2 separate regions of the Mus musculus genome follow, and region 2 is linked to region 1. A link is a loop called in an ENCODE intact Hi-C map of the cell type or tissue named here. Cell type or tissue: heart. All regions are shown on one strand.

What was found. A loop is a pair of places that touch in the nucleus more often than their neighbours do. Peaks named below come from ENCODE experiments on the same cell type or tissue, not always from the same donor. Only the 100,000 strongest peaks of a DNase experiment are listed, where the experiment ranks them.
Region 2: a loop joins it to region 1, with 2.5 times the contacts of the local background. A loop is called at or near these places in 6 of 42 quality-filtered maps.

Annotation. Positions count from the first base shown.
Region 1 is chr12:16,184,132-16,186,631 of GRCm38, reverse strand. No RefSeq gene overlaps it. Among named protein-coding and RNA genes, the nearest start is that of Gm48606, 47 kb to the left of the region's middle. In heart, no CTCF peak of the experiment used is centred here; DNase peaks (open chromatin) are centred at 321 and 1,031; H3K4me3 peaks cover 1,244 bases; H3K27ac peaks cover 2,060 bases.
Region 2 is chr12:16,013,379-16,015,878 of GRCm38, reverse strand. Gm36235 (a long non-coding RNA gene) reads left to right here and starts at 353. Exons shown (of 8, transcript XR_872507.1): 1 at 353-476. In heart, a CTCF peak has its summit at 1,416 (motif pointing right); no DNase peak of the experiment used is centred here; H3K27ac peaks cover 1,326 bases.

The sequences.
Region 1 (2,500 bases):
TGCTTATATGGAGATCTTGTGGGATGGAGCTCCAGATCCCTAATGCCACAAAATAACCAAATCGACTACATTTTAAGTCAAGTTTTCTTCTTCCAGGGTGCCATGCCCACAGAAATGTTCTGTGGGGTTGTGGTACTGGGTACATGTGAGAGACAATGAGGTCTGGGTCTGCTCGCTTCCAGCTTCTTTTCACTGCCCACTGACTTTAAGCAGTTTGTCTAACTCCCCCTTTTGTGCAGAGCTTGGTGTGGTGTGAAGCTCCGGAAGAGGTTTCTTCTTCCATGGCCAATCCCGTTCTTTCCTTAGAATGGTATTTAGGGTCAGCTGACAGTCCCTATGTGTGTCTCATCTTGTCACTCCCCCGTGAGAGGGCAGCTGCACTTTCCGCTGACCATCTAGCCTATACAATAGAGACAGCCTGATGTAGAAAAACAGACCAAGGGGAAAAAGTCAGAAAAGAAACTGCCTGGCATTTCTTTATAGCTTAACTCATCCGGCGCCCACAATAATGAAATGCGTCTCCTCCTCTCGTGGGCTTCGCAGCTCTGATCCGGAACTCCCAGGTGCCCAAGTGAGGGGAAGAGCTATGAAAATTCAAGCGGAGTGACATTTTCCAAGGAGAATTGGATTAGTAGAGGGGAAAAGGCTGCCAAGATGAAAACCTTTCAGGATGGGGAACGATAAAGTGCAACGGCAACATCATACCTTCAACATGATTCTCTTCACAGTGAAGGGATGTGACCTTTGTGTGAAGGAAACCTGGGCTCCACCACAGACATTTCGCTAATGCTAATGTTCCCTTCCCCAGCTGCAAAATCCATCTGCGCCCTTCAAATACTTCTCTTCTCCTTCCTGCTCTGGTTATTTTTCCGGGCACGCTTCTTAAACTGCCAGAACTTAATATGATTTTACAACCTGCAGCCAAACTTTGGAAGCTTGAAGAATAGCTGACAGGCAGGCGCAAGTGCGAACTGACCTCCTTCACACACACATGGCTGTCAAGATAAGGGAACCCAGGGCTCTGCTGGTGTTGGGGGAAAACGGCTTAGCCTCATCTGAACTCACTTCCTGCTGGAGGGGCCGCTTGGTTGGTTGGGTTCCAGAGATAGCGTCTCACTGCGCTGCTCGGGTTGTCGTGGAACTCAGATTCAAGTTGCCTCGTCCTTCTGAGTGCGGGGCTTACAGGTCTCACTGGTTGGCTAAAACAGTTATATGGGGCATAATCCTGAGGGTGAGTAACTCGGGGTCTACAGAATATGTTCTGTAGGAATCCTCTTGAAACAAAGGAGTTATTCCTGTGTTTTTTTTCAGTCTTTTCCACTCTTTATAATCTATAGGAGTATCATTTTCTCTTCTACAGATGAGAAAGAGGAGTCCAAAACCTTTTATGTATCTGGATCTTGGGGACAGTAATCACAAAAGCAGAATTTGTACTTAGGTTTATTTTCACTGCAGTGGCCAGAATAGCTAGACACCGAGCCTCGGACACACAGTAAGGATTTTATATGCTTAATCCACCTCATGGTTGGTGCTTCCATTGTTGAACCTTTCCTAAAGTTCAAAGCCTGGGGCTGGAGAAGTTTTGTTACTTGCTCATGAATAGCAGTCCTGGGATTTTTTGTTTATCTCTCTGGCCTGAATCCACTAAGTGGCTACCGATGACCTTGAACTTCTGATCCTCCTGTTTGAACCTTCTAAGTGCTAGGATTGCATGCCTGGTTTGTGTGCTGCTGGCAACAGAACCAAGGGCTTGGGGCAGCAAGCATTCTACCAAGTGAGTCAAATCCCCAGTCCAAGTATGGGACTTTGTGATGAAGAAAACATACAAATCTAATAAGAGTTAAATGTCCTTACTGTTACCCATCATCTGAGTGCTGTGAGATCGCATCCCCAGTAACATGTTTGACCTTCAGAGTTGCATAATAAGACTGAAATCATGATGGTGAAGAAGGCAAGGAACAATCCTAAGAATGCTCTGAGCTTGAGCCAATTATTTTGTCAATAGACCATAGGAGGTTGCAGCTCACGATGTTTCCCAGTTATGAAAAGATACACATTCAAGATGAGTGAAGTTTTCAAACTATGGTTGTCACTCCCAACACACCTCCCTGAGCCTCAGGGAGTGAGCACAGGGACTCTTCTGAAAAGACCAATGACAGTTCTGAGGGGAACATACGTATATCACAAGTTTGAATTCAGCACACAGGTGGATATTTGCTGAATACCACACAGCAAGCATGGAGTTCCTCGCCCCAGAGATATCACAGCCACTTATGATCCATAATCTTCTCCCAGCTTTCAGATACAGAAACTGAAGCGCCATGAGATCGGCTCAGTGAAGCAAGAGAGTGGGAGCCTGATTTCCAATTCTTATTCTTTATGACAACTATATATTTATTATTCTTCTCGTTGTCAGGACCACTTTTCCTTTGTGTGTTTTTTTCCTTTTCTCTCTAATGTCTGTAGAATTGGGAATGCGGATTTATCAATGAGGACAGGG
Region 2 (2,500 bases), 170 kb after region 1:
GCTGTCCAGGGCTGCAGTCTGTCTTTACCTTGAACTGCACTAAGATTAGAGTTTCTTGTAAATGGTGACTTAATTATTCATCAGAGTCTTTTTACAAGGTTGGGCTGCTTCCCCTATGGGTAGGGAGTGGCTGGAGCTGCAGTTTAGGGCAGGAGCTAGAGTATTCCATTGTTCCTGTTCAGAGTTCAATCCCTTATCTCTGAAGGAGAGTGCAGACTGGCTCCTAAATTTCTGGTGACTCTACTCCTGTACACACGCACGCACGCACGCACGCACGCACGCACGCACGCACGCACGCACGCACGCACGCACGCACGCACGCACGCACGCACGCACGCACGCACGCACGCACGCACGCACACACACACACACACACACACACACACACATACACACGTACGCAGACACAAGTGAGAGTGCGCTCCTAACTCCTAGAACCCTTATGCTGACACCTGTGTATGCTGGAAACAGATCAGGTAAAGTTGAATGACATTGGTGGAGAGACATCAGAAAATGAGGCTCTGATGATTAAGGGGAACAGATGCAGCCAGCAAAACAGTGGAAGAGCAACAGGTAAAGGTTCTAGTTGGAAAGAAATGCAAGGGGATTGATTGCAAATCTGAAAAGTGTGTAGGTTATAACAAATGCAGGTTGGCTTGCTGTAGGATCAGGGTAGGTGTGTTTCCTGTGAGGCTCTGTTTTAGAGGGTCTTGCGAGGTTATAAATTTCTTCTTTACTCTCTCATTCAGAGCTACCTTCTTTGTGGGATACCAAGAAAAGGTTGTGGGTGGAGCAGGATGGAAGTGGGGGTTGGGTGGAGGGGATAACTTCAGCTGCTATAGATCTCAAATGATCAGGACCAACTCTCCTTCCCTGGCACGTAATGACAGGTTTCCCTTCTGTTTGTCAGGAATCATGGGTGTTTCAACCTACCTCATTTTTAAGATCTACTGTTGGTTCTGGCTCCTAAGAAGCTACCCTATAAAGAAGAAAGTAGGGGGGATGGGGAGAGGGAAGGAAGGCCCCAGGAGTGAGGGCAGGAAACACATCCTGGCTTGAAATGTAAAAGACACAAGTTCTGTTTGCAACTCTAGAACTGACAGAGATCTTTTTTGTTGCTGCTTTAATAGGGGTCCCAAGTAGGCCAGGCTGGCCTCAGACTCTTACTACATAGTGTGAATATTCTGCCCCCAACAACCAAGTGCTGGTATTAGTATCCCAACTACACCAGGTATTAAATATTTTGAACAAATTTAAACTTTACTATGATTTGTCTTTCTGTTTTTAAATAATGTGAGGAGTGTCTGCCTGCCTTCCTTTCTTATTATATCTTATTTATTTACTTATTTATTTATTTATTTATTTATTTATATGTAAATGGGTGTGCAAGCTTGTTGTCTAACCCCTTAGGAGGCCAGAAGGGGGAGTCAGCGTCCCTGAAATAGGAGTTACAGGCACTCTGAGCTTGTGTGCAACTCCTGGGAATTGAACCCATGTCCTCTGAGAAAGCAGCCAGTGTTTTTAAGCACAGAACTTTCTGCTCCAGCCCCTGCTTTGGAATTTGATTTTTGTCTTTACATTTGATCTTAACCCAAAGGGCTAGAAGAAGTGCTTTCTTGTCTGCTAGTGGCTTTGGGGATAAAATGAGGTAACACACTGCGATAAAACAGATAGGTGAAGGTCCGTCTGAGTCAGTTCCTGATTATGTAGTCAATAATGGCTCTCACAATCGCATCATGCCCTAGGTGTTTGCGCTGAAGTGTTGGTTGGAGCAGTCTGTGTCTCAGTATCCATTACACTGACCTCTACTGACCTTTGGCAGAGCTCCTGGGACACCCTCTGTTTGGTCTGTGCTCCCCTGCCTTGCTCAGCCCTCAACATCCCTCTTGCCTGACTGTAGCTATCTGTGTAACTTTCTGTCCTTCCACCGACTTGCTCTAATGAGAAGTCCTCTTCCTCCTGTGCTTTTCCCAGTGCTTCCCTCATGCTGAAGTCTTCCCTGAGGTCTTCAGTACAGTCAGGGCTAAATCCATGTTCCCAATCTTCTACTACCCCTATCCTTCAACCTCAATGACACTTTAGTCCTTCTCTTGTTCCTCTCTACAGCAATCCTGGCTGGCCTGAAATCATGTAGTCTTTGGGGTCAGTGCAGGCACATTCTCAGCTCCCTGTTCCCATTAATCAGCCAGGAAAACCTCCCTAAGAATGATTGTGGAGATCTCTTTCTCTCAGAAACTTGTTTTTCTCCTGCAGAGAATCCCCATGTGGTGCTGCTGTATCTGTTGTGTTTTATATGGTTAGAAGAGCTTGGCATGGTGGGCGGGGCTCCTTGGTGGGCCCATGCTGAGGCATCCCTTCCCCCGAGGTACCAGCCATACAAGGGGCATAGTGTAGAATACAGTTTACTTAAGACATGGAAAAGGGGGTTGAGAAGGGGGGGGGAGGAGGAGGAGGCCAGCCAGAAGTGATTGGAGAAAGAGGGAAAGTGGAAAAGGGAGAG